Linked DNA regions of Mus musculus: all the other regions are linked to region 1. The links are chromatin loops, found by intact Hi-C in ENCODE. Cell type or tissue: heart. All regions are shown on one strand.

Evidence for each region. A loop is a pair of places that touch in the nucleus more often than their neighbours do. Peaks named below come from ENCODE experiments on the same cell type or tissue, not always from the same donor. Only the 100,000 strongest peaks of a DNase experiment are listed, where the experiment ranks them.
Region 2: a loop joins it to region 1, with 6 times the contacts of the local background. A loop is called at or near these places in 9 of 42 quality-filtered maps.
Region 3: a loop joins it to region 1, with 6 times the contacts of the local background. A loop is called at or near these places in 15 of 42 quality-filtered maps.

Annotation. Positions count from the first base shown.
Region 1 is chr16:3,835,260-3,843,259 of GRCm38, forward strand. It overlaps Olfr15 (olfactory receptor 15), which reads left to right and starts at 3,716. Exons shown (of 1, transcript NM_008762.2): 1 at 3,716-4,654. The coding sequence starts at 3,716. The coding sequence ends at 4,654. In heart, a CTCF peak has its summit at 4,448; no DNase peak of the experiment used is centred here; H3K27me3 peaks cover 1,191 bases.
Region 2 is chr16:4,286,391-4,294,390 of GRCm38, forward strand. It overlaps Adcy9 (adenylate cyclase 9), which reads right to left. Exons shown (of 11, transcript NM_009624.3): 11 at 1-2,699. The coding sequence ends at 1,508. Among named protein-coding and RNA genes, the nearest start is that of Gm36359, 6.1 kb to the left of the region's middle. In heart, a CTCF peak has its summit at 3,356 (motif pointing left); no DNase peak of the experiment used is centred here; H3K27me3 peaks cover 341 bases.
Region 3 is chr16:4,000,359-4,008,358 of GRCm38, forward strand. It overlaps Slx4 (SLX4 structure-specific endonuclease subunit homolog (S. cerevisiae)), which reads right to left and starts at 1,320. Exons shown (of 15, transcript NM_177472.5): 1 at 1,003-1,320. The coding sequence starts at 1,012. In heart, a CTCF peak has its summit at 3,823 (motif pointing left); a DNase peak (open chromatin) is centred at 3,473; H3K4me3 peaks cover 1,988 bases; H3K27ac peaks cover 1,275 bases.

The DNA.
Region 1 (8,000 bases):
CTCATTACCTCTAGGCTGAAACTGCTCAGTTAGGAGCAGAGGAGAGCCTGGAGGAGATCGGACACTCCCGAGCAGCCACAGGCCTGTGGTCTTCCACAAACTGAGCAGCTCATCAATGGCAGAGAATGGGCCGTCTGCTCATCTTCTGTGGAGAGCTGAACACACTTTAATAGAAGAGAATAGGAAGGGATGCATCAAAGGGGACTTCCAAACAGTCAGAATAACTGAGCCCCTCACTTCGCCAATGTTACATGCAAAGATGACCTGGGAGCTGCTCCAACAGCCTGTCACTCCTGATGCAGTAGGACTCTTCTGCTCACCACAAAGGCAGTTTTTAAAAATTTCATCCTTGAGGCTGGAGAAATAGCTCAGTTAGTGCTTACCCCACAAGTACAGGGACCTGTGCTCAAGCCCCAGTGAATAGAGCCAAATGTGCTGATGATAACCAGGAGTCAAGACAGGCAGATCCCTAGTGCCAGAGTTCAGCTCCAGCAGGGTACAGGTCCCAAAGAGGAGGTGCGGAGTTAGAGAGGAAAGGAAACTGACAGAATCTGAGAGTGAATCAATAACTCATGTGTTTATTGAAAAAAATGCTCTGTGATTGCATAGTAGCTTAATCATAGGTAATGTTGAAATCAGGCTTAGTGATTTCAAGAGATGTATAATTTCTTCATAGATTGTTAACCCATTTTAGCCCTATTTTTCAACATTCAGAATGAAAGAGGTAATCAACTTTACTACACTGTTTTGTTTTGTTTTTTCTGAAGCAAAAGCAGTAAGTTCAATAGGCATCTAACTCCTTATTATTTTCTAAGGTTCAGTAACCCCACCAGGTGCCCGTTTACATTTCTTCCTGCATGTTCTCAGCCTTTGTGGTCAAGAGTGCCAGACATTAAGTTCTGAGAAAAAAAAAATCCTATAAAAGCAATTTTCATTCCTCAAGGGGCACAATGCAGGTTTGCACCGTGCAGCACAATAAGCCTTGAGCTGTTTCCTAGTTGTGTTCCCATGTGCCTTAGTCTTACAATATGGGCCTGTTCTCCTCATATACTCCCCAAAGGAAGGTCCTTATATCTTACTCTTTTCCCATGTGCCTTAGTCTTACAATATGGGTCTGTTCTCCTCATACACTTCCCCAAGGGGAGGTCTGGACATATTACTCTTTTTCCAGTATGCCGTACCATCCTAATTCCTTCAATGTATGTTCCTGTGTATGGCAGAGGGGATCAAACCAGTCTAACTTAATAGAATCTGCTCCTCATGGGGCACACCAGATCTTGCCATTCATCCTGTAAGTCTTGTACCCAGGGAGTTAATTGTGGTTGTGGGCACTGTTCTATACTTATTAACTGACTTCTTCTTCTTCTTCTTCTTCTTCTTCTTCTTCTTCTTCTTCTTCTTCTTCTTCTTCTTTTGACAGGGTTTCTCTGTGTAGCCCTGGCTGTCCTGGACTATGTAGACCAGGCTGGCCTTGAACTCAAAAATCCACCTGCCTCTCCCTCCCAAGTGCTGGGATTAAAGGCGTGCACCACCACACCCGGCTTAACTGAACTCTTGCCATCAACTGCCAAGTCCTCAGACTCTGGGTCTGGGTCCATTGTTTTCTCTTTGTTGTGTGCTTCATCCTTGGGGCTAGTTGTATCCAAGAGTAAGCCGCAGGTCTCAGAAAATATGGTAGTGTGACTGAGAAGAAATGACACCCAAAAGTTGTCCTCTAGCCTCCAGATACGTGCACACATGCACCTGCACATACACTCATATACATAAAATCCTCTTGAAGTTCTGTGTGGATTCTAGCATCAGGATTACCAATATTTTGCTATATGTGGATTAAAAAGGACAGTTTCAATCTTTAGTCAAGTGGCCCTTGACAGTTGCAATAAAAGCCCCTAAGCTCACCTACACACTTCCCTGGTTAGGCCAGTAGCTGAAGTTCCCATGGAACAGACAGGCCACAGTTCAGAGAAACGACAGAATTCTCTCCCAACTGTTGGTTTCTAGGTGACCCATGAATTATTTACTGTTTAGATCCTTTTAATTAGTAGGCAAAAGAAGAGAAAAGATCTTGGTTTTCTTATATTTAGAAATAGCAGTCTTGTGGGTAAAGTGCTTGTCACACAAGTCTGAGGACCTGAGTTCAATCCACGGCACCTACATAAAAAGGCAGCTGTGGTGGTATGAAGAAGTTAGATGTGACAGTACACCTTGTCATCCCAAGACTGGACAGGGAAAACATGTGGGGCTAACCAAGAAACCCTAGGTTACCATAAGAGACCCTGATTAAAAAAGCAAAGAGTACCACTTCTGAGGAATAACACTTAAGGCTGACTTCTGTGCACACACACACTGCCCAAGGAGATGTTAATTGGCTGTTATTGACAAGAGTGTGTTTGCTGCTTTGAGAATGTTAAGAATGATTCCTTGGTTTAGCAGTAAACACAGTAGACTTCAAATTATCAGGTATATTTTAATTTCCCTTACTATGGACACATGTAGATTGATTTAACTTCCTTACAGAAAATCCACTTATATATTTCACACATTTGACTTAAGCTTTTTTGGCATGTGTTTATTTGTTCTATATTCACCTTCTTCACTGACAAATTCATGCTTTTTGTGTATGGTGAATATTCAGTATTCTCGTTAGTTTTTTAAATTATTTTGGGTGTGTATGTTTTACCTGCGTGTATATATGTGTGCTGCATGTATGCAGTGCCCATGGAGGGCAGAAGAAAGCATCAGATCTATCAGAGTTTGAGTTGCAGACAGTTGTGAGCCTCCAGGTGGCTGCTGGGAACTGGACCTTGGTCCTCTGGAAGAGCAACCAATGCTCTCAATGGCTGAACATCTCTCCAGCTCCTACCATCTCTCTTTTTTTTTTTTTTTTTTTTGAGATCCGATAGACACATGATGATCTTTCCAGACCAGGAGTTTTAATTTGAGAAGAGAGGACTATAAAAGACAGAGAAAAGGAATTTCTTTAAAGATTATTTATTTTAAAGATTATTTATTTTGATGGTCATGGTGCCACATGGCTTTAATCTCAATACTCAGAAAACAGAGCAGGTGGGATCTCTGTTAAGGCTAGCTTGGTCTACACAGCAACTTCCAGTCTGCCTAGGGCTGTATAATGACAGACTGTCCAAAAAAAAAAAAAAAAGACTTTATTTTAAATCATGTAGGCATGAATTTTGGGTGGTATGTTCACATATGTGCAGTTGCCAGAAGTGCATGTCAGATTCCCTGGAACTGGACTTATAGGCTATTGTGAGATAAGGGCGCTGAAATCCAAAGTTGGAATCTCTGCAAGAGCATTCTGTGCTCTTAAATGTTGAGCCATCCTTTCAAGCCTGAGAAAGAAATCTATCAGTAACTTCCGGGGAGATTTTCCAAATTCACTGTGTGTTTCCCTCTTAGAGCAAAAGAAAACTTGGCTGAGGAAATTGGTGTTTTGAGAAGGTATCTGATCTAACCTGCCCCTCTGACCTGTTGCCCTAGCTGTTGTCTGTCCTCACAAGGCACTCCCTTCATCTCTGTGCTAGGTCCCTTTTGACATCCCAGCTCAACTGACAACCAGGGCTTGCATGAAAGCTCGTGGCCAGGAAGGGTGGACTGGGCTTTAGCTGCGGAGCCTGAGGTGCACTTTGGATGCAGGTTTAGCAGTAGCTGCCTCTTCCCTTGCCTGAGCAAACTTCAGTGACTGAGGCAGCCGGTGATGGAGGTGGACAGCAACAGCTCCTCTGGGAGCTTCATTCTGATGGGTGTCTCTGACCATCCCCATCTGGAGATCATCTTTTTTGCTGTCATCCTGGCCTCTTACTTGTTGACGCTGGTTGGGAACTTGACCATCATCCTGCTTTCGCGCCTTGATGCTCGGCTCCACACACCCATGTACTTCTTCCTCAGCAACCTCTCCTCTCTAGACCTTGCCTTTACTACCAGTTCAGTCCCTCAGATGCTGAAAAATTTATGGGGGCCAGACAAGACAATCAGCTATGGTGGGTGTGTAACTCAACTCTATGTTTTCCTTTGGCTGGGGGCTACTGAGTGCATACTGCTCGTGGTGATGGCATTTGATCGGTATGTGGCAGTTTGTCGGCCCCTGCACTACATGACCGTCATGAATCCTCGCCTCTGCTGGGGGCTGGCTGCTATTAGCTGGTTGGGTGGCTTAGGCAACTCCGTGATTCAGTCAACATTCACTCTCCAGCTCCCATTTTGCGGACACCGAAAAGTGGACAACTTCCTGTGTGAGGTACCCGCCATGATTAAATTGGCCTGTGGAGACACAAGTCTCAATGAGGCGGTGCTCAATGGTGTTTGTACCTTCTTCACTGTGGTCCCAGTAAGCGTCATCCTGGTCTCTTACTGCTTCATTGCTCAGGCAGTGATGAAGATCCGCTCTGTGGAGGGACGTCGAAAGGCTTTCAATACGTGTGTCTCCCACTTGGTGGTAGTGTTTCTCTTCTATGGCTCTGCGATCTATGGGTATCTGCTTCCAGCTAAGAGCAGTAATCAAAGCCAAGGAAAATTCATTTCTCTCTTCTACTCTGTGGTCACACCCATGGTGAATCCGCTCATCTATACTCTAAGAAACAAAGAAGTGAAGGGGGCCCTGGGAAGATTGCTGGGGAAAGGAAGAGGAGCCAGCTGAGGACAGCACAATCGTCTTCATTTCTTATTGCCTCTCCACCTTGCATTCTGTTTTCTTATGAGAAGTTCTGTCTTCAGTAAAGCCAATGCATATTCCTGACAATTCTACACATTTGGAAGATGGTTAGTGTTACTTGAGACATTCTTTGTTTATTTTCCAGAAATACGACTGTGGACCACAGGTAACAGGGCAGATATGTATCGTTGTAGGTCCAGAGACTATTGACCTACAACAGATCCATTTCAGTGTCCCTGACTCTGAGGTCCACATTATGTGTTATAGCATAATTCTGATGAATTTTTTTTACTTCCTAAGGAAAGAAACGTGAAGTTTCTTGTATAATTTTCTGTAATTCCATGAATTGACACCACACGTTATCAACTTCAGATGAAAATAGAATTCATCTTGGTATCTTAGCCATCCACCATCGTGTTCCGGTTCTCTGTCTCTTCTTAGTACTACATACAGGCTAACTATTCATGCTTCCCATCTCCTTCTCACCTGATTATCCTTTTCTGTATGTCTGCATCCAAATTTACCTTCTATCCAATGTGATAATTAATAAGAAAAGATAGGCAAGACCATTTGCCTTTCAATACTAGCCTAAAATGTCTCCATCTGGCTTTGTTTAAATCATTGCAGCTGACAGCCAGAGCCATCGGGTTTGCTATGAGTCAGTGGACTATGGGATATGCTATGGTTCCTTAAGCAAGTTTAGGAGGGTAGTCTGTCCATTAAGCATGTCCTCTGTTTCAAGTTTTAATCTTCCAGCACTACTGTCCCAGAAATCCAGCAACTGGTTTAGAACAAAACTTATCTCAAGAAACTTGTGTGTTGGAACAATAACACCTATATTGTATGTAGTACAAGCAATTTAAGCTTATCCCTGACTAGCTCACAAATAAATGGGACTCAGACTTTGGTTATTTTTAATCTATTTTTCTAACTGCTGGCCTGGCTACCTCCCCAGCAATGTACCCCAGATACTTGCTCTTTCTCCTGGCCATGTACTCATGGTCTATCGCCCCTCGTGGTGGCTTCCTCTTCTCTCGCGTACTTCCTCCTCTGTCCTTACCTTAGTATATACTTCAAATTTACTTATAAGCTCTTGTAAATTTTCTTCTGAGACTCCTCTCCAATTTTTATTATTTTCCTTTTCTTGTATCTTCAAGTATTTCTTTTATTTTCTTAAATGACTTTGCTCATTGCTAGAATGGCAAAACAAAACAAAACAAAAAAACCGCTCATCCGCCACCACAGTTTACACACCCTATGCCTAGACAGAAGCTATATTAATATGGGACAATTGTTTAGCAGCTACATTATTAGAAAAGAGAAAATTAATAGGTTTTAGAAGTAGTTTCAAAGGATCTGCCGCTTTGCTTCCATTTCTGTTATTGTATTTGCCTGCCTATTACAAAGTATATGCTGGATAAGTGCTAGTGAATGAAATTATATTAAGTGTTATGGATCACCTTCTTATGGTAAGAACTAAATGCTCCATGCAGACCATTTTCACATTTGCTGGTTTGGGTTATCTCGTCCCTTGAATAGAATGGAACGAGCACAGATACATTTTCCCTTCCAAATTTTCATAATTCCCCTTTAAAAATCTAACAACACTATCCTAGCCTGAATTTGTTTCTCCAGTTCAGATCAAAGCCACAACTTAGTTTTCCAATCGTGTCCATAGCAATAGTTTCCAGGATGAGCCATCATCCTGGATCTCATCAAAGTGTATCATCTTGAAGGCACAAAATACCAGTCAGCACACTCGATCAGGTCAGGTCAGATCAGGTCAGCTTCTCAAAGACAAGCTATGGCACCCAAGTTCCTACAGTTATCTGGGAGCAGAGTGTGGCTGACTTGTGGGAGTCGTAATTACAAGGAGACAGGGCAGTCATGTCCTCTGTTCAATTCATTTGAGTTTTGAAATAACTACAAGAAATGCAGGGAGAAATAGAATTATTCTTTAAACACTTTGGAGTTCGGCAGAACTTCCTTCTGGAAAGTAAAGAACACCGTAAAACTGACTAGGAGTTAGGGGAGTGGAAAACCACAGAGGAAGGGGAGAAAAACTTCACCAGTTATAAGGGGAAGTAAGGGCATCATGGGTCTCTGCTGCAAGGAATCCCTAATGATTTTGTACTTTTTGCTGTTTTGAGACTCACACTGTAGGTCAAGATGGCCTTCAGCTCATGGCTATCCTCCTGCCTGAGATTCAAAGTGCAGGAATTAGAAGTTCTCCCTTTAAAACGAAGGGATGAATATGATCACGTCTTAATGGCCACAGTATGAAATTATCAACAATGGAGGCTGGAGAGCTAAAAAGCTGTTCTTCCAGAGGTCCCGGGTTTGATTCCCAGCACCCACGTGGTGGGTCACAACTGTCTTTAACTCCAGTCCCAGGGAATGCAGTGCCTTCTTCTGTCCTCCAAAGGCACCAGGCATGCAGACAAAACACCCAAATACATAAAAAGTAGTTAATTAAATTAAAAAAGAAATTCTCAAGAAAAAATATTATAAAAAATAAAATATGCCTTTAATCCCAGCACTCGGGAGGCAGAAGCAGAAGGATTTCTGAGTTCGAAGCCAGCCTGGTCTACAAAGTAAGTTCCAGGACAGCCAGGGCTACACAGAGAAACCCTGTCTTGAAAAACCAAAAATAAAATAAAATAAAATAAAATAAAATGGCTGAAGCTGGGGTTACAACTCAGTGATATGACAGATGCTTGCTTGGGATGCATGAGGCTCTCCATTCAATCTCTACTATTGCAATAAATAAGAAAATTAAATAAATAAATAAATAAATAAATAAATAAATAAATAAATCTGTAGGTGTCTTGAGGGCTAGAGTGTTTGATTGACAACCATCAGATCTCTCTAACACAGCCTCAGTGGCTTCCTGCCAGGAATAGACCCCAGCAACTGCCAGGTAGGGGTGAGTTGCGAGGGGGCTGTAAACATTATTCCAGCAGCCCCTGAAGATCTTGCATCAGCTGCAACCCCAGCACCACTATCTTCCCCTTTAAAAATCTAACAACAGAAAGTGGTGCAGCCTGCATTAGGAGACTTTTAGATGACCCCACCCAGGAACCCCTACTTGGAAGGAGCGCCTTACAGAAGCATAGCCTCTCTGGAGCAGCCCTGAGGAAAGCAGAGTCTCCCCTCCCCCCACCCCAGGACAAAGTTGCAGTTGTCTGTGGTGGTGACAGCTGGGTGCTCTCTGAGCTGTAATGAAGTGTTCTCTGGGCATCTGAACCGCAGCTGAAGTTTCCATGGACTATCCAAGAGGGATTGGAGGTTTCCAAGCACCTGTGAGGGGTTGTTGTCAAGACAACCACGG
Region 2 (8,000 bases), 450 kb after region 1:
TGAAAGAACACACCACACACAGGGCATGGCATGAAGACCTCCAATAGGCACAGAGATGGTCTTCAGTTGTCTCATGAGCTACACATCAGCATGACCTGGAAAAATGATGGTGGCGGGGCAGCTGTAGCTTGAGCTCCTTCCAGCATCAACTTGAGATTCATCATGGAAGAACACAATTTAATTACAAGCAAGGTTAGCAGCCAGGAACTCAAATTTCATCTGTGACAGGCTGTCTGCATTTCCTTTGGCAAAACAGATGGCTCTGTCCCTCGGTGCCCCGTAAGAAACCCCCTTCAAGAGTTTGAATTGACCAACAGAATTAAATCCCACCACAAGCCAGCCCGTGCAGTCCAACAGTGGGTGGAACGGACAAAAGGTTTGCAGAATCCCACCTGGCGCCGAGCCAGTTTTACTCTGGATCCCCACAAGAGGGAACAGCACCCTGGGTGGCACCATGGGCCACAGTGGATGAGACATGAAACATAGAGGGACATCTTGTCATTGGTCGGCTGTGTCCTTTGCAAACTGCCCTGCCCACTCCCTGACTGCTTCCCTCCACCAAAACTACCCAGTGCCCCCTCCCCATAATACACATGTTTTGATAAATAAATAAATAAATAAATAAATGCATCCTCAGATGGTTAAACATCTCCCTCAAATGGGTCAGCTTCTGAGACAAACATCTTCACTCTTGGCTGGAAGACCCTTCTGTGTGGGGTCGGGATGAAAACACGGCTTTGAGATTCCTGAGGCCTGGTTTGTAAGCTTTGTGTCTGGTGAGCATATGAAATCTTGGCCTGCGTGCAGATGAGCCCCTGAAACTGCCCAGTGTTGGAGGCGGAGAAGCCCATTTGTGGGCCACAGGAATGTGGGCCCAGGTACCCTAGAGATGCCAGGAGGGGGCTTGCTTCCAGCCCTGCTCCCTTCTATAGCCCCTCCCCCAGATGAGTTTACTGGCACTTTATGTCAGATTCATAAATGCAAGTATGTGTGCGTGGATGTGCTTAGAAAGGCCAAGTGACTGAAAAATACTATTACACATATAGAAAAAATAAACTGGAAAACACTGTATGAGAAAAAAAAAACTTGTGAGAAAAGGCAATAAAAATGGTATTTTAACCACAGCTTTTTTTTTTCCTTTTTTTTTTTTTTTTCTTAAAGAAGTCAAATAATCCCCAGGGCCATGATTCCACCAGTGGCCTCAGCCCCAGACGCAAGGCCAGACCCTGAAGGCACTTGAATCCCTCCACGCTGCTGACTGGATCCCCTGGCTGGGCTGGGGGCAGGCTTCCAGGAAAAGGCTTCCAGGAACGCAAGTAAAGGAAAACCGAAATGGGTGGAAATGAACCCTGAATAACTGTGCTCCACACAGAGATTCGGGCTGAAATGACCACGTGACACCACATCTGGGGACAGAAACTGAGGTGCTAGATAGCACAACAGCCTATCGACACAGATGTTACTGTGTTTGGACACGCAGAGCACCTTGGCAGCTCTCGGCGCTGCCTCACACACTCTTTGAGACATTGAGCTTGCTGAGTTCACTGGCCTCTTCTACTCCTATGTCTTCACAGCTGTCCTTTTCTATGGCTTTGCCAAATGGAAACCTTTCCTCTGCTTTGACTGGCTCTCTCCAGGACCTCTTAGAGGACAGGCGAGCTTCCTTAGCCTGTGTGCTATCATCAGATCCCAGGGAAGCCTTGTCCGAATACTGAACGGAAGGCACCAAGTTGGCAATCTCATCTGTGGGAGACCGCCCAATGCTGCCGTCCACCTGGACTCGGATGTCTGGGGAGATGGACAGCTGGTGCTGGGGAACCACTCCATTGTCCGTGCACTTTGGGTAAAGGTAGGTCTTCATCTGCCCTTTCCCCTTGACATTCACGGTCCCTCGGTAGTCAAAGTCATAACCCATCTTGCTCAGCACACGGTAGCTCTCTTCGCTCACCTGGATACGGCACTCCACACCAGTGGTGTCCATCCTGCTGGCGATGTTGACGGTGTCCCCCCAGATGTCATACAGCAGCTTGGTGGTACCTATGACACCTGCTGTGAGGGGTCCGTGGTTAAAGCCGACCCTGAGCTTGAAGTTGAACCATAACATATTGTTGTTGAAGTCATCCACCACGCGCATCATCTCCTTGGCGAACTCGAAGAGGATACGCAGATGCTCCTGTGGGTGGCCACCCTCCTGACACTGGGCCGTGTTCAGCCCTGAGGCTGCCATGTATGTGGCCCCGATGGTCTTGATCTTCTCGATGCTATTATAGTCCGGCTTGCTCAAGAGCTCATCGAAGTCACCGATCAGCTCGTTGAGGACACGGTAGCACTCCTTGCCCCCCTCATAGTTCTCCTCATAGAATTCACTGAAGTTGACAATGCTGGCAAAGATGACTCCCCCGCTGTCATGGTTCTTGGAGTAGGTCTGAGAGACCTTGAGCTGCTCAGCCACATGGTAGGGGATGATGTTCCGCAGTAGCCAGTCAGCCTGGTCTCTCATGCTCTGGATCTTGGTGCGGTGTAGGTCGGCCTCCACATCCCCATGGTAGTGCAGCCGGTAGCTGACCTCGAACTCCCGGTTCAGGAACCAGACCAAGAGGAGCAGGAGGAAGAAGGTGAGGATAAGCTCCTTGCCTATGAGGCTGGCCGGCCTCCTGCCGTCCTGCAGCACTGAGCTGTTGCATGGGTTCCTCTGGGCACTGCAGAGCAGAGAGATGAGACATGACACAGTGCCAAGCCTACACTGAGAATGTGCACTCTGCCCAGTGTGGCCTAGCAGTACCCTCAACCCATGCGGCCAGAAAGCAGCCTGGCTGTTTTGCAGGCTTCACGGGTGCTTTTGGTTTATTCATATTTAATTTGATTTCTTGTCTTATGCAGCCAAGGCTGGCCTTGAACTTGCTATGCAGCTGGAGGTGGGCCTGGAATTTATCCTCCTGCCTCCATACCCACATACTAGAATGACAAGCCTGGACCACTAGGCCCAGCTGTAACTGCTTTTTAGAAAAATGCATTAGATTTTTAAAACAAAAACAACGAACAACAAACCTTTCTTTCTCCTCAACTATTTCTTTTAGAAAATCTCAACTTTATGGAAACATTAAATTTCATAAAACTTGGATGTGCTTCATCTGGGTTTTACAATTTTTAAATTGCCTCTCTGCTTCCTCTCAACACATCTATGGAGACACATGTGACATACAAAGACATACTGACACATGCAAATACTTTTCCCTGGGCTGGAGAGATGGCTCAGCTGTTAAGAGCACTGACTACTTTTCAAGAGGTTTTGAATTCAATTCCCAGCAACCACATCTTGGCTTACAGCCATCTGTAATGAGATCTGGTGCCCTCTTCTGGCCTGTAGGCATATATGCAGGCAGACTATTGTATACATAATAAATAAATCTAAAAAAACAAAACAAAACAAACCCTCCACAACCCCCCCAAAAAAACCAAATACTTTTTCCTAAACATTTCAAAAGTAAGTTGCTGGGCTATCTTAGTGTCTCTCCTAAGATACAGACATGTCCCTTAGTGATCACAGAATCATTACTGAGTCCAAGAAACTGAATATTCTGATAGATTTTATTCTTAGGTTTCTAAACAACAGACATCATTTTGCAAAGACCTTTTTATACTTTATTTATTCTCTACTTATATGAAACTTCACAAAACACACTCCCCATTTCTAGGTAGTTCAGATTCACCAAAGTTATTTAAGACAATCTTAACATTTTCAAAAAGAAATATGAGATGTATACATTTAAGATATGATTATATATATATATACACACAAACATACATACATAATATATGCACATGGTAAGAAAGTCAGGCAGCATAAGGAACAGAATAGTCTTTCCTTCAGGGTAACAAATGCAGCTATTTTCTCATGGCTATAGAGTAATCTAATATATGGATGACCACACTCATGCTGAGTAGTTATGATGAGAAATGATGTTTCAAAGAACATTCCTACCCTCATCTTGGCATACAGTGGGATTATTGAATCATTTTAAATATAGGGCATTTAGAATTTAACTAGAAATTCCCAAGAAACCCTTGTAAGGGCTAGAGACTGAGCCCAGAGCCTTGAGCAAGGAGAAAAGCATTCTCTAAGCCTTCAAACTGTTGCAGGTCACACCTCCCATTCCCAGATAACTGAACTTACACCCAGCTGCGCTGTTCTCTGGTAAGCAGATGCCACTGATGGGCCCTGCAGCTGAAACCCGAGATTAGCATCGGCAGCTACCATGTTTTGTTTTGGTTTGGTTTGGTTTTGGTTTTTCTTCTTAAGGCAGGATCTTATGTAGCACAGGTTGGCCTGAATTTACTATATAGCTAAGGGTAACCTTGAATTTCTAATTCTCCTGCCTCCACTTTCCAAGTGCAGGATCATAAGCGTACATCACCATACTTGCTCAGTTTTTTCCTCTGTAAAAATACTGCATACTCAATCATAGAAAATTTAGGGGAGAAGTAGAATTAAAAATATGATTTCTCTCCTGTCCTGCTTCCCGGAGTCTGTTTATGTTAACATTTGAACTTCCTTCTTCCTTCCCTGTATCCCTTTCTTGCCGCCCCCTTCTATTTTTAACAGAGTTTTGACTGTTGAGTTCCTATAAGTTTTATATGTTAATGCATTTCTAAATTTCCCAAGGTAGGTTGTTAGATTTTATATGATAGAATTGTTCACTATGTAAAGATAAATGGATATAAAACTGATATGTCTTCAGGTGAGATCTAGGACACAGAAGCCTTAATTCCTTAGCTACAGTATTTAATTGAAGTCGTATTGTTACCTTTGACATAAGGGTATTTTAAAATAATGGATGTCACAAGGCCTTGTGGCACACATCTGTCATTCTAGAATTTGGAGGTAGAGACCTTAAGAGTTTAAGGTTGGCCAGCACTCGGGAGGCAGAGGCAGTTGGATTTCTGAGTTCAAGGCCAGCCTGGTCTACAAAGTGAGTTCCAGGACAGCCAGGGCTACACAGAGAAACCCTATCTCGAAAAACCAAAAAAAAAAAAAAAGGAGCTTAAGGTTGGGCTGGAGAGATGGCTCGGCAGATAAGAGCACTGACTGCTCTTCCAAAGGTCCTGAGTTCAAATCCCAGCAACCACATGGTGACTCACAACCACCGGTAATGAGATCTGACGCCCTCTTTTGGAGTATCTGAAGACAGATACAGTGTACTTACATATAATAAATAAATAAATTAATCTTTTTAAAAAATCTCTTTAGAAAAAGAGTTTAAGGTTACCCTTGAGTACACAGCAAGTTCAAGGCCAGCCTGGGCTACATAATATTTTATCTCAAAAAAAAAAAAAAAGGGAAGAAATGAACTTGAGGTCATTGAGACACTCCCTAAAACACCACCATAAAAGCCGAGAGATTGGGATGGTCCCTAAGCCACTCTAGCAGGGCAACTGGGGACTTTGGAGGCCTTGGTTTCCTCACTTGTAAAGCATGGAGACAGCTGGGACATGGCCAGGTTCCTTCTCTCTTCAGGTTTAGGGTAGCTGTGTCAGCTCTGGAGGGGAGGTTAGCATCCTCAGAGAGGCCTGGGTTGATACAGGAAGCTGGGATGGGGAGGGGTTCCACCATCCCTGGATGGCAGCAGTCCATGGTACGGCGGCTGCTTGCACAGGCAATGCAGGTTTTGCTGACCACCAGCTTTCCCTGATCTTCCTATGTGGCCTGCTATTAGAAGCTTGGAGCCACCTGTCTTCACTGAGGTCCTCTAGGGCCATTCTAGCTCACTGGGCCAAATGCTTCCCTTTGCTGATTCTGGTGTCCTCTCCCTGTAATATGCTGAAGCCTGGAATCCAGCAAGGCTGGACCTGAGACCTGACACAGGTTTTCTAGCCCAGTGGTTGGGAAACAGGACAGAGTTCTCTATCGTAGGACATTCCATGTTTATTTCACTTACAGCATTGAAACAAATGTAATACCTACCAATCACAAATGCTAAGCAAAGTGAACACTTTGTTTAACTGACTAAAACATGTTTCACTCCAGCCTGAGGTTCTCTGGCTCCCCCCAACCCCCACCCCCAGACAGGGTTTCTCTGTGTAGCCCTGGCTGTCCTGAAACTCACTCTGTAGATCAGGCTGGCCTCGAACTCAGAGATCTATCTGCCTCTGCCTGGCTTTTAAGCCGAGTTGTACAGAGGTTCTGGGCTGGGGAGAAACCAATTGTATCTCCTGTGAGCATGGCTTGCTGGGTCCCAATATTGTGACATTGAGGACCAGCCCTTTTTAGTAAGTTTCCTGAGGGACTAAACTTAGGTCAACAGGTTTGGTAGCAAGCATGTACTAAGCATTCTCATTGGCCTATACCTTAAAAAACCCAAACCCAAACCAAACCCCAACCGAAACAACTTTATTATTATGAGTGTGTGTGATTGGTGAATGCAGACACCCAGAAATGTGTCCGTGGAGTCAGTTCTCATTGTGCCGGAAGAAGCAAGCCACTTGGCCCTGTATTTTGTTTTATTAAGACGGGATCTTGTGTTGCTCAAGCTGTCTTGGAATTAACTGACTATGTAGCTGAGGATGAACTTGAACCTTTGAACCCCTTGCCCTCACTGCCCAAGTGTGGGATTATGGGATATGCCACCACACCCAGCAACTCTAAGACAGGTGGACAAGAGCATCCAATCCAGTTGTACATTTAAACAGCAAAGGCCAGTTTCCAAGAAGAGGACTGTTGGCCAGCTTGTACCCTGGTGAGTGACCCCAGGGCCTCGTGTCATGTAAGGACTCCACTACCGAGCGAGTGAGCAATCGAGCGGTTCCCAGTTCTTTCAGTTTTCCTTTTCACTCTGAGATGGCATCTCCAAGAAAGTGTTCAAGGCCAGCCTTGACCAAGCTCACCCTGCACTGGACTCACGCAGGCCCTGGATGTACGATTCTACTCTCATAGCCAAGATTACAGGCCCATACCTTCACACTCAGTCCAAAAGAGGAGTCTGAGATGGGTAAATGTAAGAGTAACTGAATCCTGGGGCATCCAACTGTGGATGGAAGCTAAAGTAAAACACATTAAGATCTATTATCATGCAAAAGAGGTACTTGAAATAGCAGACAGACAAAGAGAAAGCCAGGGCCACCTTTCAGCCCTAACCAGCAAGGTTTGGTACCTATAACCGTTGGGATCTATCAGGGCTGTATATACAGTGCCATACTCTATAGCCTAGGCTGACCTCAAACTCACTGCAATCCCCTTGCCTCAGGCTGCAGAGTACAGGCTTACAGGCTTGATGGCCATGGCTGGCATCGGGTCCTGCTTAAGCTCAGCTAAAAGATCAGTGGGGACACCTGCAGCTTGTGCAGTGCCTGACTGTGATTCCCAGGAACAGGGGGATGTGGGAATCTGTAATCAATTTTGTGTGCTTCACCTGTGTGGGCTTTATGTTCTATGAATGTTTTTCTGTCCCTTCCAATATGTCAGTCAGTTTTTTTAAGTGGATCTATTTACTATTGATAAGACTGGAAAATTATCTGTCTTAAGAGGCATGGAAATGAATTTTTTTTAGCTTTTATGGTTTAATTTGTATTTTTGTGGCATGTGTGTGCATACAGAAGCATGTGTGGCTGCAGATCTGCATGTACACAGCACACATAATTGTTATCTCTTACCCTTCAATTTATTTTAAATTTACTTTTTAAAGTAAGGGTTATTTAGTTTAAAATTTCAAAATATTTATTTTTTTAATTCAAATATTTATTATCTCAAATTTCTAGCCAGATAGTAGTGTCTTATATAATTAAACTACTTATTGATCATTACCGTCTGTCTGTGTGTGATGGGTGTAAGGATGAATGCTGAGGGGCATTGTGATGGTCAGAGGGCAACTGTTGACTGGGTCCTTTCCAACTTCTCTTACATGGGCGCTGGGGATCAAATTCAGGTTGCTAGACTCTTACAGCAAGCATCTTTAACAGCTAAGACATTTTGGCTACTCCAGGTCAAAATATTTTAGATAATAAAA
Region 3 (8,000 bases), 170 kb after region 1:
TTAGGAAGAGTTGACCCTTTGTATCGAGGGGGGATCAGTTCTCGGTGCCCCTGAAAATTACTACCTATCTACATTTAACTTGTGCATACCTAGTGTACTTTAATTCACCTATATATTAATGTGATATCCAATATAAAGCAAAAGCTATATAAATAGTTGCTACAAGGTGTTGTTAGGGAATGAAAACGAGAAAAAAAGTCTGGACATATTAAGTACAAATTATTTCTTTTATCAAATGTTTACCTTCGGACAGAGTTGGAATCGCATAGATAAAGAGAGTCAATTGTTGTTGCAACATAAACATGTGAACTGTAACAACAACAAAATATTTGCTGTCTGGCCTTTTTGTTTTTGAGATAGGATCTCTCTCTGCATAGCCATGGCTATCCCACACTCAGTATGTAGACACTAAGCTGACACAAACTCCCAGAGATTCCCCTCCTTCTGCCTCCCAAGTGCTAGGACTAGATGTGTGCACCACCACACCCAGCTATCTGCTTTCATAGTAGATTTTCTGAGCCCTGGTTAACAACAGCATTGATCAGTTTGGTTCCTTTCTGGAACCAAATCTGGCAGTGAGTCCTGCCTGGTTACCTGTCTGAATGCTCTGTGCTCTCTCACACAACACTGGCTGATCTGGGGTAGGAGCAAGAACGTCTCCCTTCCCATTCGCAGGGAGAGCTGGGCCCCCTTCTTGAGACTTGGGTGCCCCTTGCTTTGTAGTCCTAGGGGTCTGGCTGCCTAATCGAGGTTTCTTCTCTGAAGGGCCTTGAAGAGCTTTGCTCCTGGCGGCAACTTGGCGGCCTTCTTTCCGTTTGCCTCGGTTCTGAGTGTGGCCAGAGGCCTTCTGCCTCGTCCTCTCTCCTGATGCTTCTTTGGTCCCATTTCTTTTCACCCTTTGGAAAAAGCTGGCACAGAGTTCTTTGAAATCGTCATCTGACTCCTCCATCACTTGACCTGTTTTAAGGTTTCCGGTTTGTCTTTAGGGGAGTGAGGACCGACCTGGAACCATGTCCACAGATGAGGAACTCGTGTGTGAGCCCACTCAGGCCTTCCCACGCCTCTGACCTCACTGCAGCTCAGCAACTCTTCTCTCTGATTTACTCGGAGACTTTGTACTGACCTCCTCTCCATGTGACTTTTATATCTTCCTTCAATTTGGACCCGTAGCTAAATAAGTTGTTTAAAAACTTCACAAGTGAGAGAGCATTTTGTTGTCCAACAGCTGCCTCTGAGATAGAACACATGTGAACTCTGTGATCAGGTGATTCTCCAAGATCTCCACAGTGATAAAGGGCGTAGGTTCATCTAATTTTATATCTGTGGAAAACCAAAAGCATCTAAGTATAATTAGACAGCTACTGCCATTTTATGTCATTTTTTCCCACGGTGTACAAGAGGATGTCAGGTATGAGGAAAGTCTCCAAATACAGTCTGGTTACAAGTACACTTGTTCCACAGGATGTCCCAGTGCAGAGCACATCACACACAAGACATATCACACACCACATAAGCACGCACACACGTGGTTTTTACTGAAATTGGAGAAAAATATGAAGAGCAGCTGCCACACAGATATATGCTCCCCAAATACAGGGAGCTTATCTCGAGTGGCCTCAGGACTCCAGCTGTCACCTGATCAGCTTATGGGACAGTCAGCAGATGCTGCAAAATGATTGAAATAAGGAGAAAAAGGATATATATATCCTTGTACATTCAGGAGACAGAAAGGCCACCTTTTTTCTATTCTGAGTCCATAAGAGCTCTCTAAGCTGCCTGCAGAGAAAGGCTGGCTCTTACAGGCATGAATGTTTATTAGGGCAAACAGTATATTCTAGTTCAAAATCAAAACTGAATAATCTGGGTCTGGGGAAACAGCTTGGTGAGTAAGGGTAAGTGTGCTTACTGAAAAGGACAGGAACCTGAGTTTAGATAGCCAGCACCCATGTTTAAAAAAAAAACAAAACCAGGTGTGGAGGCACTATTGTAGCCCCAGTGCTGAGGATGGGAGGGGAGATAGAGACAGGAGTATTGTTGAACCTTGAAGGTTGGCCAGACTACTTGAAAATTTGCAAGCTCCTGAGAGACCCTGTCTCAAGAAAGCCAACAGTGATAAAATAGTATACCCAACATTCTCATCTGGCTAACAGATGAGAATACACACACACACACACTCTCACACCTCCCTATATAACCCAATGACAGAAATCTATTCATTCCAAATACATAGTGCAATAATCTTATAGACGTCTCCCCTACTCCTTCACATGGGCTCTTTCCCCCACCTCACTCCATGTTGTCACACATGGTTGCCACAGTGACACCTGTCACAGCTTATAATCATTTGCAGGGCATAACATTCATTGAAAGCTTATATGCCCAATGCTATGCTAATTGCTTTTCAAATCTTTAGCCCATTTAATCCTTACAGCAATACTATATAATACAATCTACTGTCAGCTTTTCCTTATGGTGAGGAATCAGCCACAAGCAGTGTAAGGAACCGTTCTGAAGTAGCAGGGCAGTGTGGCTCCAGGGTATCAGAGCCTATGTTTCTACTCACTCAATTATCTGTTAGTGAAGTTCAGCATATCAGTTAGATAGACATTTATTTACCTTGTATTTTCTTTGGGCTATCTGGTACCCAACTTATAACAAATGCTAGGCAACGATCTGTTGAATTCATAAACTGCAAAGAGTTTGATACAGGGGGAAGACAGTGAAGAGAAATGGTAGCAAGGAGAGGCCTGCAGTGACAGAGAGGTCAATTCAGTTCTCAGGGACCTGGAACGTTAGGCAAAAACAAACTGAATTTGATTGTGCTAGATGTGCAAATCTCTACGACACATTAGCGTTGAGTCCCCACATCTCTCCTGACAATCAAGTCATAAGTCTGTCCTCTCTGGGAGGTGCTCCACCAATATCTGCTGAACGACATAACGGATTCCACCAGGCTGCCAGCTTCCAGGTAGGGGAATCCTGCCTCCTCAGCATCCTACCTGCCTACCAGCTCCTAGCAGGAATTAAGGGAATGAATGGATTCGGGCAGGGTGGACCCTCCCGCCTACCCTTACGGGTGACCCACGGAAAAGGACTGGGCCTGCCTTGGGAAACGTCCTGACGGCCCTAAAACCAGACAGAAGGTTCTGATCGCTGGGCTGTCCCTACCTCCCTCCCGGCAGGCGCTGCCCCCGTCTACCCGGTGCAGCTCCTGTCACTCCACCGCGGACCGGTCAAGATCGGGCGTCCGGGGAAGGCTGACAAGACAGACGGCTTCAGGCCTCGCAGAAGAGGGGAAACCGCGGGAAGTGACAACCCCCACCACTACTCCCCCGCACCGGGACACTCTAGGCCGATGCCGAGCTCCTCCTACCTCCCGCGCTTCAGCCGCACCTTCTTAACGGAGAACCGCGCGGGGCTGCGCTTGCGCCCTGAGGCTTGCGAGCAGAGAATGACGAGTGCGCAGGCGCATGATCTGCGCGTGCGCAAGACTATGTACGTGGTCCGAGTTGGGGAAGCGGGATGAGGGTCGGCTTCCGGTCTCTCAAAGCAACTACAACGTTTCCGGGCAGTGTGAGGTCACACGAGCTAGCAGTGTAGTCTTGCTGGCTGCGCGGTGATAGCGCTCGCTCCATGAATTCTGTTAAGTGCTGAGGAGCTTCGGGGTGAGGGTACTGATGGTCGCGTTTAATGAAGTGTGGTAACGGGGAGTGGCTCGGCGATTAAGAGCAGTGGCTGCTTGTCCAGAGGTCCTGAGTTCAGTTCCCAGTTCACAACCATCTCTAACTGAGTCCCGTGGGTATCTGATGCCCCCTTCTGGTGTGTAAATGTACATGTAGACATATGCATAAATAAATGAGAAACCGTGTGGTGGCATCCCCTCATGGTATGTGTGTGGAAAAAGCATCAGGCACAGGCTTAGTGCCTGGCTAGTGCAGCCCTAAGGGCGGGAGGCCCCAGTGGGCTCATATTATGGGTTTCAGCGTCACCCGGAGGTCCTAGGTAGTAGCTGACTTCTAATCTCATGTTAAAAGAGCAAGAGGCAACACTCTAATCTAGGAGTCAGGAAGAAAATGACTAGTAAAGAGAGTGAGGACCTTGTACGATGACACAGTTGGGATCTGAGCGTTTGATGAGTCACAGAACACTGGGAACATTTGAAGGAGTAGATCTGGAAAGAAGACCACACTTTTGTATTCTTAGAGATATAAAGTAAGATATTGCTGTGGTTTGGGTTTTTTTTTTTTTTTTAAGCCAAGGATAAATTATAGGATGCAGTATGTTGAGGCCTGCCCACTCTGAGGCATCCCTTCCCCCTGAGGTACGGGTATAGTATATAATATAACAGGTATAATATAGAATAGAGTTTATTTGGGGGCATGGGAGGGGGAATTGAAAAAGGGTAGGTGAGGAGAGGAACAAGGAATCGAGGAGAGAGGCCAGCCAGGAATACATGGAGAAAGAGGGGAGAGGGGGGATAAAGGGATCAGGGAGAGAAGAGAGTCAGAGAGAGAGAAGGGGCAGAGAGATCAAGGAGGGGTTTGGTTTGGTTTGGTTTGGTTTGGTTTTTGGAGACAGGGTTTCTCTGTATAGCCCTGGCTGTCCTGGAACTCATTCTGTAGACCAGGCTGGCCTCAAACTCAGAAATCCACCTGCCTTTCCCTCCCAAGTACTGGGATTAAAGGAGTGTGCCACCACTGCCTGGCCAAACAGTCCCTTTTATAGCAAGCTAGTCCTACCTGGTATTGCCAGGTAACTGTTGGGCAGAGCCTAGAAGGAATGCCAACAATTGTGAAATCCTTTTAAAATATGTTTCGGGGCTGGTGAGATGGCTCAGTGGGTAAGAGCACCCGACTGCTCTTCTGAAGGTCCAGAGTTCAAATCCCAGCAACCACATGGTGGCTCACAACCATCTGTAACAAGATCTGACTCCCTCTTCTGGAGTGTCTGAAGACAGCTACAGTGTACTTACATATAATAATAAGTAAATCTTTTAAAATATATATATATGTTTCAATAGATCCTTATCCACAAGACTCTACAACTATCATCAATATCAAATTCTAGAAAACTTTATAGTCTCAAATAGAAACTTCTTGTTCTCATTAGCAGTCAGCCCTAGTCCCTCCCCACACCCCAGCCCCTTGGTAATCTTCTAAGTTTGTGTGTTTATATAAACAGGATCATAAAATTGTTTGGCTTGCATAAGTGAATATTTCATTTTTCCTATGGCTGAGTAATCTGTTGTAGCATACACTACATGTAAGAATGGTATCTGCTCTGGGGTGAAAGGGATGAAGGTTCCTTGCACCCAGAACTCCACAGTGTCCAAAAGGTCTTCTGGCAGATGTATCAGGAACAAATGGGGCTGCGGTGGAGAGAGCGCTTACATCAGAGCATCCTTGTTCAGATATAAGGAAAGAAGGTGTGCTAAGTAAAACATTTAAAAGGCAGAGTGAAAACGTAAGGATGAGGATAAGAGGGAAGAAAGGAAAGACCAAAGGAAGGAGCCAGAGTGTGAGGATAAGGGCCATGTCCTTGTTACTGAATTTTTGTCTGGTTCCTAGGTCTTTAGGCACCATCTGGAATAGTTGTAGCTGTTTGCGAGCCCCAAGAGACCAACCTAATGTAATCACATTAGGGTCTCTTTATTATAAACTCGAGTTTAGGCCTACTCACCACCATCCCTGCTGCTGATGCAGCAGGACAATGGTTTAGTGACGCCCCAAACCTTTGTACTGCCAAAAAACATTCATGAGCCTCAATTGACCAAGGAGCCGATTTCGATGCTACTGCATTGGGGTCTCTTTATTCAAGCTCAAGCTTGGGCTCCTGCCAACCCTGACAAGGCAGGAAGGTGGATCCCTGAGCCTAGTTTTAGGCAAGCATTTATAGAGGCTAGCAGTATCTAGCCCCGTACACATCTGATGGGGGTGGGGTACATTTTGGCCTTTAACATAATTGGCTGTGCTGGGAGCCAAACCATAAACTTTTGTCTTCCTCCTGATTGGTTGTGGTTAGGAAGTGAAGTACCAGGGGCAGGCTTGTAACCTGGGGGTGTAAATTTATTGGGGAATAATCTGGAAACTGGATGCAGGTTTTGTTAGGAGGTAGCCTGGAAGCTGGTGCTAGGTACCGACCCACCTGTTGGTTCACTTGAGTTCAACCTTAGGTCAGGTTCTCTAAGATGGAGTCTGAACCCAAAAGATTTGGTCTCTCACCTTCATTGGGATAGGAAGTGAGAGTAAGTGGGGTGGTGAGTGTCTAGTCTGGCAAGCATCTAATAAAATAACTATTGTAAGCAGACAGGTGGGTGTTCTGAAACAAGACTATGAACAATCATAAATGGTCTGAAAGTAAACATCTGAAACAATCAGACTGACCTTTGATTGGCTGTTGTTAGGAAGTAGTTAAGGAGTAACTCTGGGGTATGGGTCAAGGACAAGTCATGGGGTCCTTTCTGATACTTGGGTGTAACTTGGGTTTAGCTGTAGACCAACTTTTTAGGCTTTTTTTTTTTTTTTTGATGGAGTCTGATCTCAAGATAGAGTAGGTTTGGTCGCTCAGAACCATCTGGATCTATTGGTATGGAAGCAACACTGTTCTTAGAGGAGGGCACAAATCTCATCTTTAGCAGGGGTCAGAGATAATCCTTTCAAGAATGGAATACTACAGCAGCCAAGAAATCAAGTTGGTCCCAAAAGATAACTGTCCTGATCTGAATTTCCAAGAGCTGGTGAAACAGAGGTTATTTGATAAAAAGTCTTGTAAAAGTAACTTTTGTTCTCCTGATGTAAATGTCCTCTTGCAGGCTTCCTGTCTCACTCTGCTGACCTAGACCTGGTCCTGGAAACTTCAACCTCTGTACAATCTTATCTAGGCCTAGAATGTTTTCAGTCTCTCAGATTTACTGCTGAATAAGCTCACCCGTTTTATTCTTTCTGAGATCTGGCTGGCTGGTACAACTCAGCTATTCTGGCTCAAACTCCTCTCCACACTGCCTAATTCAATCCAGCTTCTCTCTGCTTGGTCTCAAACTACTGTGGCAATCTGGCTCCCTCTCATTGTCTGTTATTTTGTCTCCATCTCTCTCTCTCTCTCTCTCTCTCTCTCTCTCTCTCTCTCTCTCTCTCTCTGCCTGCCACCTGTCTCTACACAGCTATCCCAATAAAACTGCCTCCTATCTCTGCACTGCCCCTCAAGTAGCTTTGTTTTCCCCTCCTCTTGAGAGTTGGCCACATCCTATTTTGTCAAATCTTTCTATGATTCATCACTTTGTCTGCCACTCAATTAGACATCCCTCTTTTTTTGGGGAGGGGAGGGAGAGTTCGAGACAGGGTTTCTCTGTCCTGGAACTCACTCTGTAGACGAGGCTGGCCTTGAACTCAGAAATCTGCCTGCTTCTGCCTCCCAAGTGCTGGGATAAAAGGCATGTGCCACTGCAAGGCAGTTCATGTGGGGGAAAGAGGGAGTGGCATGTGGGGGAAAATGGGAAAGACTCCGCATCCTGCCAGAGTTCTGGTGCTCTGGGCAGGCAGACAGGAGAGGACTGCTGCGTATACTTTCCACATGCCCCAAGATGCTGTGTTAAGCCACTGGCCCCAGCTCGGCGGGTGGTGGACAAGGGGCAGTCCTAGGCACCAGGTTCCTAGCCTCTGGCATCCCACGCTGGATACCGCAGCAGAGCTGAGAACAGAATGGGGGGTCCCCTGGGGTTGCACTGAGCCCCAGGGCCAAAGGGAGAAGAGGGCGCAGGATGGCTCCCTTGTGGGCTAGAGTCCTTGGTCAGGTCTGTGGCTGGAGCACAGGATGGCCTTCTGGCAGGAGGTTAGACGCGGCTCATTAGGAGAAAGCCTATCCCATCGTTCAAGCACGGCAAGCCTTGATCAGAGACAGTCTATGATTTTAGAGCTTTATTGTAGAAAGGCAGGGAGAAAGGAGAGAAGGTAGAAAGAGAGAGGCTAGCCATGGCCATGTGGAGAGAGGGGGGAAGGGAGAGA